2 separate regions of the Homo sapiens genome follow, and region 2 is linked to region 1. A link is a contact called in ENCODE Hi-C or POLR2A ChIA-PET data. All regions are on one chromosome and are shown on one strand. Each heading gives the region's core, a stretch centred on a gene start or an enhancer-like site at or near the end of the contact. The rest is flanking DNA. Distances are from core to core; before and after follow the strand shown.

Region 1 (5,824 bases), core at 2,232-4,731:
AGAAGAGAAGCTATTAAATCTGTGGTCTTTTGTATGGGTTTAGAGGGGTTATGAGGCAGGTAAAGCCACTCCAAAGGAGACACATCTGTTCCAACTTGCCCAAGCATCCTTGTAGGGCTATGAGAGGTATTAAAAAGATCTAGAGGTCTGTCAGGATCTAAACGCGAGATGCACCATTGGGCCAAGGCTTGCTCCACAGTGTTAAGGTCTGCCTGTGCTAGTGGAGAGAGGTCTCGCAGCAAATTTAAAGCAGGGTGACCTTTCAGGGTGACAAAAGATTAGTCAAGGAATTTGCAGGAATGCCTAAATAGGGACATATCCAATTAATCTGTCCGAAGACTTGCTGTAATGTATTAAGGGTTAAGTGCTGTGGAAGAATTGTTTTTGTAAGTTGTGGCCTAGGGGTAGTAGATAAAATAAGACTTCCTAGATAGAGCCACAGAGATGTCAGCTGGACTTTTTTGTGTGTGTAATAACAAGACCATACTATGACATACGCTATATTACCATTGTGTAAAGTTGATGCAGTAATGACTGGTATTGAGCAGCTATCAAAATATCATCCACATAGTGGAAGATTTTTGCCTGGGGGAAGGATGGACGCACAGAAAGTAAGGCTTCAAGTACGTAAAGCTGACATGTAGTGGGCTATTTATCATCTCTTGGGGTAGAACTCTCCATTGATAACGTTGAACTGGTTGCTGATTGTTATAAGTGGGAATGGTAAAAGTAAATTTTTCTCGATCCTCGGGATGCAAGGGTATGGTAAAAAAACAATTTCTTAGATTAATGATAATAAGAAGCCAGTCTTTGGGGATCATACCCGGAGAAGGCAATCTTGGTTGCAAAGGTCCCATAGGAAGCATCACAGCATTAATAGCACAGAGGTCATGCAATAACCCCCATTTTCCTGACCTCTTTGGAATAGTAAAAATAGGAGTGTTCCAGGGACTAGCAGGAGGCTCAATGTGGCCAGCATGTTGTTCTTGTACTAGACGTTGAATATGTTCCAATTTTTCCTTCTTAATGGGCCACTGCTCCACCCATACTGGGCTAGTAGTTTTCCTCTTAATTTTGATAATTTTCAAAGGAGCAGTGGCCCCTACCAAAAAGGTGGCAGGACAGAGAGGTTTAAGCCCCACTGTTCTAGGGCATCTTGTCCCCACAGAGAAAATGGAATTTCTAAGATAAAGGGCTGAACCTGGGCAACCTTGCCTTCCAGGCCCAAAAGTGGAAGGTTATGCCTACTTTTTAATGGCTGCTGATACTCTCCAACACCCATGATAGAACATAAGGCAGAAGAGGAGGCCCAATCTGAAGGCCAGTGTTTTTTAGCTATAATAGTTTGATCAGCTCTTGTGTCAATAATTCCCATAAACATAACTCCATTAATTTTTACTTCCAAGTATGGTTTATGAGATGACACTGGACTACTCCAAAAAACTTTCATGCCTGAGTGGCCGAATCCTGAGGCCCCACCATTTTCTGTTGAGTATTACCTTGAAGGTAAGGAATAAGAATAGTCTGAGCAAGGCGAGTTCCTTTAGAGATGGTGTGGACCCCTGACACCTGTGCCATAAGTTTTATTTCTCCTAAATAGTCTGAATCTATCACTCCAGGGAGAATTTGAATCCCTTTAAGTGTATTAGAAGACCTTCCAATAATCAATCCAAACATTCCTCTGGGTAACCGGTCACAGATTCCAGTTGAAATCAACTGGACCGCATCTTGCTCTTTAAGCACCATGACTGTTATGACTGCGAGGTCCAGCCCTTCGCTGCTGGAGGTGGCAGAAGAGAGGTCATGGATGCTATTTCTGGTCCTGACTCCGAGGAAAAAGCTATTCCCCAAGTCTGGGGATTGGTGTTCCTCCATGGATTTTTCTGGGCGCTGGAGATCTCACCCCTCTTCCTGTTTCTTGATAACGGGTTTCCATCCTTATCAAATTTTGATTTGCACTGGTTAGCCCAGTGCTTACCTTTACTGCATTGCAGGCATTCTTTAGAGGGTATTTTAGAGGCCTTTGATTTCTTTGGGACTCCCTTCTATCAGCATTCTTTGGCCATATGCCCGGTTTGGCCACAGTTATAACATGTGGCCCCAGTCATCATTGCAGCAAAAGTCTGGGCCAGATGAGTTGTAGTGCCTACATTCTGGCATGCTTTAATAAACACACTGATTTCAGTGGCAGTGGCTCGGACTGGGGTTATTGCTGCCTGACAATCCTTATTTGCATTTTCAAAAGCCAATTACAACTTAAGAAGTCTGGTGGCTTCAGGATGGGGTACCTGTCTTTTGATTGCAGCCTGCAATTGGTTGATAAATTCAATGTATGTTTCTGTTGCATCCTGTCTAACCATCACAAAGGAACCCTGGGATTGTCCCACGGGTATCCTCTTCCATACTTGTATGGCTAGCTGCGAGCATTGAGGAAATCAACTGCTGTCCACCTGAGCCTGAGCCTGAGCTGAAGAAAAGGCCCTGTTACCAATAGCATATAAAGCTGTATCAGGATATCATTATCCAAAATTTGTAATCATTGCTGCATGGCTAAATGACTGTACTCGCTCCCCCACACAGTATATTCGGCAGCTGAAACCAAAACTTTTACCAGAGTGTCTTCTTTATGCCCTACTGAAGGGAGTGAAGTGGGGCGAGGAGCCCCTCTTTGTTGTTCTGGTTCCTGTGTACCCTTTCCCTTTAAATCTTCTGAATTCCCTTCAGGTGAAGAAAATGGGTGATGTGACTCATCACAGTCTGGCATATCAAAAGGGTATAACGCAGAGTGTAACCAACTCCAGGTGGTCAAAACGGTAACATTAGCAAAATGGCCCTGCTCCAATCCTCTTTTCAGGCAGCAACGCACCTGCTCCCATAACTTTAAATCTAATGTTCCTTGATCATGTAACCAAGGGCATTCCTGCCAAATTAAAAGCATAAGCTTATGCAAAGCTTCGGACTCTACAGTGCACTGGATAGCCTTAAGTAATTGTTGCACCATTTTATAAAAAACTTTCTGCTCTTTGGTCAACTCCTGACTCATGGTAACCCGACCCTTGGTATTATACACTTTGGTCACATCCTCCTGAAAACGGGTTGGGACTGTTCCTTACTGGTATTCCCCAAAGATTGGTGAGTCATCCTACTCCACGTGTAACTTCAAAGCAGTCGCATCAGGGTCACCACTTGCAGGTTGCTCTGCAGTGAACGCCGAGAAATAAGTATTCATACAATTACAATGAACGGGGTGGGGAGCAGCTCCTTCAAGGGATTGCTGCTTTAAGATCTGTCTGTCAAGTATTTGTTGAGAAGGCTTGTTAAACTACAATTTAGACAAACAAGAAACATCCACCAGGTGGCTATTTGGGGGTCAGGTCATGAGGTACATATGGCCTTATTTATTACATCTGAAAGCACTCAAACCACATTCTTAGGATGCTGTCTTCAGCACTCCTTATCACACATCCTGTTCCTTGTCCTGTTTTCAGAGTCAAGGAGTTACAGTATCATGCACAAACAACATACACACAGTGCCTTAGTATTTTTCCATGCCTCAACCTCAAATGCCTTGTATATAAGCTTGAATGTATTGTCGTACACCCCCACACACTGAGCAGCAAAGCATTGAAGATGTCGCCTGGCTGCTTCTAACAGCATATGGTCATATGTGTGAGCAAAGAGATGTCTGAAACTGGAAGTTATATTTAAAGGGGAAGCAGGGCATAAAAGTTTAGAATATTTGCAGTCTGACCATGCACTAGAAAAGAAAACCCCATTTTCTGGGAGGAATTCAAGCCATCTACAGAAATTTGCATAAGTAACATTGCAGAATGTTAATAGCCAAGACAATGGGGAAAATGCCTTGAAAGCATTTCAGAGAACTTTGTAGCAGCCCCTCCCATCACAAGCCCAGAGGTCTTGGAGAGAAGAATGGTTTCATGGTCCAGGCCCAGGGCCCTGCTGCCCTGCACAACCATGGGACATTGCTCCCTGTGTCCCAGCCACTCAAGTGCCAGTTGTAGCTAAAAGGGCCCCAGATACATGTTAACCCACTGCTCTAGAGGGTGTCAGCCATAAGACTTAGTGGCTTTCATGTGGTGTTAAGCCTGCAGATGCACAGAGCACAAGAGTTGTGGCTTGGAAGCCTCAGCCTAGATATCAGAGGATGTATGGAAATGCCTGGATGTCCAGGCAGAAGTCTGCTGCAGGGGCAGAGGCCTCATGGAGAACTTCTACTGGGACAGTGCAGAGGGGAAATGTGGGGTTGGAGCCCCCACACAGAGTCCCCATGGGGGCACTACCTAGTGGAGCTGAGAAGAGGGCCAGCATCCTCTATATCCCAGACAGATAGATCCACTAGCAGCTTGCACCATGTACCTGAAAAAGCCACAAGCACTCAGCGCCAGCCCTGGGACCTGAGCGCAGCAGAGCCACAGGGGCAGAACAGCCCAAGGCTTTGGGAGCCCACCCCTTGCATCAGTGTGGCCTGGATACAGGACATGGAGTCAAAGAAGATTATATCAGAGCTTTAAGATTTAATGACTACCCTAGTAGTCATTATCTAAAGCTGGGCTTCAGAATTGTATGAGGCCTGTAGCCCCTTTGTTTTGACTAATTTATCTCTTTTGGAATGGGTTCATTTACCCAATGCCTGTACCCTCATTGTATCTTGGAAGTAACTAACTTGTTTTTTATTTTACTGGCTCATAAGCAGTAGGGACTTGCTTTGTCTCACAAGAAACTTTGGACTATAGATTTTTCACTTAATGCTAAAATGAGTTGAGACTGGGGGGATGTTGAGAAGGGCTAATTGTATTTCACAATATGAGAAAGACATGATATTTGGGAGGGGACAGAGGCAGAATGGTATGGTTTTGATGTGTCCCTGCCCAAGCCTCATGTCAAATTGTAATCCCTAATGTTGGAGGAGGGGCCTGATAAGAGGTGATTGGATCATGGGGGCAGATTTCCTCCTTGCTGTTCTCATGATAGCAAGTGAGTTCTCATGAGATTTGGTTGTTTAAAAGTGTGTAGCACCTCTCCCTGTATTCTCTTCTTCCTGCTCCAGCCATGCTTCCCCTTCACCTTCCACCATGATTGTAAGTTTCCTGAAGCCTCCCCAGCCATGCTTCCAGTACAGTCTATGAACTGTGAGCCAATTAAACCTCTTTTGTTTATAAACTACCCAGTCTCAGGTAGTTCTTTATAGAAATGTGAGAATGGACTAATACAATGAGTCATACTTTAAGACCAAACAGGAAATTATCAGGCTGAATATGTCATCACAGATCTCAACTAACACCTGGAATAATAATTTGTTATTATCATTATTATTTCTTTCTTAGACAAGATCTCACTTTGTCACTCAGACTGGAGTACAGTGGTGTGATCATGGCTCACTGTAGCCTTGATCACCCGGGCTCAAGCAATTCTCCCACCTCAGCTTCCTGGGTAGCTGGGACCACAGGTGTGTGCCAGCACACCCTGCTAATTTTTAAATTATTTGTAGGGACAAGGTCTCACTATGTTGCCCAGGATGGTATTGAACTCCTGGGCTGAAGTGCCTCAGCTTCCTAAAGTGCTGGGATTACAGGAAAGAGCACTTTCCCTAGAATAAAGCCCACCCTAGAATAATGATATTTTACTGAATCCAAAGTATATACAGGAGGCAGAATTTATTGTATTCACCATGACTTGTCAACAAACTAGAGATAAGAGAATTAATACCAATGGCAAGAGGTGGGGAAAGTTTTAAATAACTAAGAATATTGATATCTGCAGAGGAAAAAGCAAATAAAAATAGTCAAAGGATTAAGTGTTCTAA
Region 2 (5,824 bases), core at 2,486-4,985, 270 kb after region 1:
TTCAAGCGATTCTCCTGCCTCAGCCTCCCGAGTAGCTGGGATTACAGGCGTGTGCCACCATGCTCAGCTAATTTTTTGTATTTTTAGTAGAGACGGGGTTTCACCATGATGGCTGGGCTGGTCTCAAACTCCTGACCTCGTGATCCGCCTGCCTAGCCTCCCAAAATGCTGGGATTACAGGTGTGAGCCACTATGCCTGGCCGGTCCACTGTTTTAAACACAAATACACACCTTTTTTGTGTCTTACCATTCAGGGTTGAATATTTGGTGGAATGTTTTAAAGAGTTAGATGTTACATTAATCCTTTGTATTTTATGTGAAGAAAATGTATTCATGCTAAAAATAGTTTTCAACAATTTAAATATTTTGAGTGTGTATATTGTAGATGAGGTGAAATGTTTACAAAACAAGGATTCAATTATAATGGGGAAATACTAGAAGAATACATAAATTTACAGATTGAAACATATTTATACCATTTTGCACATGCTTGAAATATTGTGTAAAACAATTTGAAGATAAGTCCTTTGGACTTTTTTGCTTTCGTATGTCTGAATTATCAATACGCACATTTTCCACCAATAATTCTCCATGTCAGATGAGGACATTCGGAGAAGTGTGAATGAGATAAAAACGAGGTGCTTAAGACATTCTGTTCAAACGGATAGAGTTCATTTACTGAATACTCCTGACCGGTTCCTGGAGTTCAGATCCACACCTAACAAATTCCCAAAGTTCTTCAGACCTCAGCAAGTCAAAATACGCTACGGAAATCATTTTTGACAAGAACTCTCGGGCTAAGCTTTAAGTAATCAGTATCTGGTTAGGACAGGAATCACCCAGTATCCTGTGGAGGAAAACAGCCGACATGAAGGCCATTTCAGCTTTCCCTCTTCTAATCATGCTTTCTAACCTACTGCCAATTCGCTCCTAGGCTGTCCTCGATAAGGCATGCCGTAGGATTACGGGAACCCAAAGTTCACGAATGCAAACTTCACGAGGCTGCCCGGCCCCATCCTTTCCAGAAGATCATATCTACAGCAAAACGGTGCTTTATCCTAGAAATCCCTTTTCAATCCAAATCCTAATGGAACTCCTTGACAACCCCTTGACTAAATTACATTAGTAATATAGTTCCTAACAATTTCCTTTGTTAGGAAGGGGAGCAAAAGGGCAAAAAAAAAAATCATTTTTTTAAAAAAATAATGAAAATTGCAAAGGCTTAAATACTGAAAGAATTGCTTGCCTCTACAACAAATCTGTATCATTACTAACAAGCGATAAAAGGCCTTCCGATGGATACCAAATGAGAACCTTCCAGAGGGCCACGGGCGCCCAGCTGGAAACCCCTGCTAAGAGCATCTGCAGTCTGAACCCACAGTGACTGCGCGTCTTCTCTGGATGCCATTAACAGACCTCTGCGAAGGGAGGCTTCGGCTGCTCCACGTCAGCTTTAGGATTGGTACGTGGCCCTTTCTTTGTTTATCTGATTTGCCTTTAAATCTTACAATGGCAACAAGTGTCTCAAGTAGGATTGTTGAGGACAGAGAAACAATGCTCAAATGTCCTTTGAACAAAACCAAGAGCCCACCCTGCCGACGACCCTGAAACCTCTCCTGTCTGTAAGTGGCGCACAAGCGCCACCTGGAGGGTGCAAGGCGCAACCATCGCTCTTCTCAAAGTGGAATTGGTCTGTGTTAGGCTGAAGAGATTATTTTATTTTAAAATGCTTCCATTCCTCCACTGAAAAAATTTAATATAGTCTAATTATGAATATGGAGAAGGTGGAAAAAGAAAAATCCTCGGGTGCCTTAGTCATTAGGGGAAGCAGGAAATAGAAACAAGCGTGAGATCTGGGGGCACATTACCTGGGCTCGAATCCTATCTCTGCAGTAATGTACTCTGCGACCATGGAAATGTGCTTGAATGCCTGTGTCTCCGTTTCCTTATCATTAAATTTGAGATGATATAATTTACCCACCTGAGGTGGATATGAGGAGGAAATGATTTTATATATCTGTGATGCATCTTGTACAGTACCTGGCATATAGCAACTGCTCCACAAATGTTAGGTATAGGCATAGACTTACCAAGTCTTTTCCAGTTTTTTCCTCTCTATGTAGAGGTATTGCTCTGTTACCCTGGTAATTTTTTTTTTTTTTTTTTTTGAGACAGGGTCTTGCTCTGTCGCCCAGGCTGGAGTGCAGTTGCATGACCTCAGCTCACTGCAACCTCCAACTCCCGGGTTCAAGCGATTCTCCTGCCTCAGTCTCCAGAGTAGCTGGCTAATTTTTGTATTTTTAGTAGAGACAGGGTTTCTCCATGTTGCCCAGGCTGGTCTTGAACTGGTCTCAAGTGATCCCCCAGGCTTGGCCTCCCAAATTGCTAGGACTTACAGGCGTGAGCCACCACACCTGGCTCAGGTACATTTTTCTTATTGGTACTACCACTAGGCCCTAGGATATTATCCTATATTTGAATATGCTTGATACATAATCTTATTTCACCCCACTCCCTCATCTTCGACTCCAATAACTTTTTCTATTTGGTTTCAGATTAAAGCTCAGATTTGGTTCTTCACTGAATAGGGTTTGCCTATATAGAGGTGCTCCTTAACAGCACTGCTTTCTAGTATAAGCATGTCAACACAGGTTTAGTTATTTAAAATGCATATCTTATATAAACCAGATAATCCACAAAAACACTCGTGCCATATTCCCCTAAAAGAAATGTGTTGCAGGCATATACCCATTGTTACTTCTCTTGCTTGGAAGTCCTGCAAAAGCTCTTACTTACACATGGTACTGCCAAATATCCTAAAGTTCTCCAGTTAGAAATAGGTTAGAAATATACCGAGGAGTTAGAAATATACTGAGGAGAACCAAGAGAACAGTTTTGATTAGAGTCTGAGTCAGTCAACATTGCACATATATAAAACTTCTGTCTAAGAATAGGTAATTTATCTATCCTGGCAGAGCATTTCATGAGGGGCACCGCTATTGTGAATAACAATGGACAGCCACCTCCCTTGGGCACAACCCTTTCCTCGGCTGATGGAACAGCAGGTGGAAAGAAGAGCAGGCACACGGTGGATAGCTCCTGTCCAAATAGATTATCACACAAATCAAAAGGTGGACTATTGTGGGGGAGGAATTATAAAATATATTTCAACACATTTTAGGTATTTGGCAGGATTCTGTTTGGGTTCACCATCAGCTTTCTTATAGGGCCTTGGCAAATGCAGTTTCCCTGACTGCTTAGAAATATTTATGATCTTGGGCTTTTTTCTACTAGGCAAAACTGGAATTATGAATTCTGCACAGTATAGGATTCATAACACCGCAAACTTTTCTAGCCCGTTTAATCTTTATTTCACAGGCCTAGCTTTTCTATGGAAGATACCGTAGTGAACAAATAAACAAAGTGGATTGAAATTCGCCCTGCTAATATATCCAGGAAAGGAATCGTTGGGAGGATAGTTGGATGATTATTGGAACTGGCAGGTCAGTGAGGGCAGCAGACTCTCAAAGAGCATGAACATGCTGACCAATTCATTAGAGACTCTACAGCCCAAATTGACCCCAATTTAAAATGTATCCAAATTTTGGCATGGGAAGTATTGTATTAAGAAATAAGAACAAACTAGCAGAGTTTGTTTTCAAAATGAGGGAGGCATAGATGAAAAATGGCTAAAGGCTTTTTTACCCTTTGAAAAATCTGTCCCGGCTATGCGCCCCCCGTGGACGCTTCCTTTCCCACCCACTCCTTTCCTGCTTTCTTACTACCAGAACCCAGGGTCCTTTTAGGTCTTGTGCCTAGGACTTGCAAATGCCTCGGGTGAATAAGAATGCTTTTCCTGTGTAAGAGCACAAGACATTTTAGGAACAGGAAAAGCCTATCCGGTCCAACATACCTGCCCTTTTTAGGTTTATCTAAATCCCACCTTCCTGCATTGTTACCTTCCTTCATCTTCCTATATAGAGATAACATTTCTTGTATGTTTCTCATGATCTCTCCTGTCACTAGACCTGATAAAATTAGACCTATATTTTAGTACCACTCTCGTTAAAACAAATGATTTCTGAAAAGAGTTCGCAAGGCTAGTAAACAGTTTGTAATTTTTCTTTTTTAAGAGTCATAAACCATGAGTTTGAAAGAGGAGACTCCAAAGAAGCTTGACTTGGAGGGACGCGGAGGTCATCCGGCTTGACTTTGTGCTTAGCTTTTATTTATGAGTTATCTTATTTGCCAGAATCTGGGTACCAACATTTTCTCTCAGAGTGTTCAGTGACGAGGGATATGTTTATTTGGGATAAGACTCATTATGAAGAAAATATGCAGGTGGCTAAAGATTAATTACAAGCAGCAGAGGCCTGTTAAAAAGCTTAACATTCTCTGAGCCCTTCCTTGCCCCCTGTTTCACAGTTCATATCTGGAATTTACAATAGAGTGAGGTAAGCCACCCGCCGTCATAAAGAAGGTGAGATATTTATTGAACAGATGTTTCATTACTCAAGAAAATTCACATTTTCAAGTAAAAAGCCAAAAGATGGGCCTTCCACCCAAGTCCCTGAAAAAGATTCTTGGCAGCATTTATATTTAGTGCCTACAAGTTTTACGCACTGAGTTTTTACTGTTTAGATGTGCGGGTCAACAAATCACTGAGAAGACACCAAAACTGTCTGCCAGATGTCGACCACTGATTAATTTGTCTTAAGTTCAGCCAAAAGGGAAGAAAATATGATGGGTGGAGCATGAACAGCAAGCACAATCAACATCTGACCAACCAGGGTTTCCTGTCACCTTGGGAACAAAATTGATTGGCACTGGTTTCCTGTGTACAAGTTAAAAACCAGTAGCAACTGCAGTAACAAGAATAAACTACAGATAAGAGACTTGGAAATTAAATCAAGGCACATCACCAAAATTTCAGCTTGCAACCCTAAGCAGAAAAGTTCCAAGAGAACTTTTTGAGGGCTTTTTTTTTTCCCCTTTTAAGCTATTTTGTATGTAAACTTAATTTTTCTAATTTTGCCACTTCTGGCAATCTGAAATCATTAAAAAGGACACAATTCAAATTTATGTTAGAGGTCATAAATTTTGCCCAGGACTCAATATTTTCTCATTTTTCCAAAGATAAAATCTTATTTATGCATTATAGCGACTTGGTTTTCACTTTATCTTGAATTATAGCTTTTAAGAGGCAGAAAGAATCCTTTTTATAAGGACAGTCTCAAGTGTACACACAGATTAAATATTACAAATATAGGTTGCAAATAAAACTTTCAAAATGTGGGATTATAGGAAGCAAAAGAGAACCAACCAAAGCATCAACAAATTTACCTTTTTGTTTTTTTTAAAGATTTTTCTTATTTCCTTAGCTGCTTTTGCATTAGCATTAAATAACATTCTTATTGGAGTGGTATGTGCATGGCCCAACTCAATTTTATTTGCTTTTAGTGTGAATCTGAAGTTTTATTTTTTATTGCTTTATTCATTTATTTACAGAAACTTGTTAAGCACCTAAATATGTAGAGGCATGTCTATAAATTAAGGAGCATGGCAATTTGCTCTTTATTTTTAAAAATTCACAGTGAGAGACTCCCCAAAATTAGACAAACACACAAAAAAAGATACAGATTTTTGAGGAAGAATGAAATAGGAGAGCAAAATGTTTGCAAAATATGCTTTCTTTGATAGTCTAAGTTGGAAGTTGTAAAAAATGACCATTTTGGTTATAAGAGGTTTTTTAAGTTACTTCATATCCTTTCATTCTATTCTTCCAATTTCAGAATCACTTCCAAAATGTATTCATTCATTTTAT

Evidence for each region. A loop is a pair of places that touch in the nucleus more often than their neighbours do. ChIA-PET counts read pairs that join two places held with the same protein, here RNA polymerase II (POLR2A).
Region 2: a map of endothelial cell of umbilical vein shows a loop between it and region 1 (2.7-fold over the local background). The contact joins two enhancer-like sites. A Hi-C loop is called at or near these places in 1 of 168 maps with a recorded cell type or tissue (endothelial cell of umbilical vein). POLR2A ChIA-PET finds 5 or more read pairs at or near these places in 2 of 52 experiments (activated T-cell and activated naive CD4-positive, alpha-beta T cell).

The regions. Positions count from the first base shown.
Region 1 is chr12:70,446,495-70,452,318 of GRCh38, forward strand. No RefSeq gene overlaps it. Among named protein-coding and RNA genes, the nearest start is that of PTPRB-AS1, 19 kb to the right of the region's middle. Within about 2 kb of position 3,482, at least 3 of the 41 ENCODE cell types and tissues checked have a DNase peak (open chromatin) inside an H3K27ac peak, as active enhancers do.
Region 2 is chr12:70,718,362-70,724,185 of GRCh38, forward strand. The region is part of intron 6 of PTPRR (protein tyrosine phosphatase receptor type R); the gene reads right to left. LOC124902960 (a long non-coding RNA gene) reads left to right here and starts at 835. Exons shown (of 2, transcript XR_007063361.1): 1 at 835-1,462. Within about 2 kb of position 3,736, at least 3 of the 41 ENCODE cell types and tissues checked have a DNase peak (open chromatin) inside an H3K27ac peak, as active enhancers do.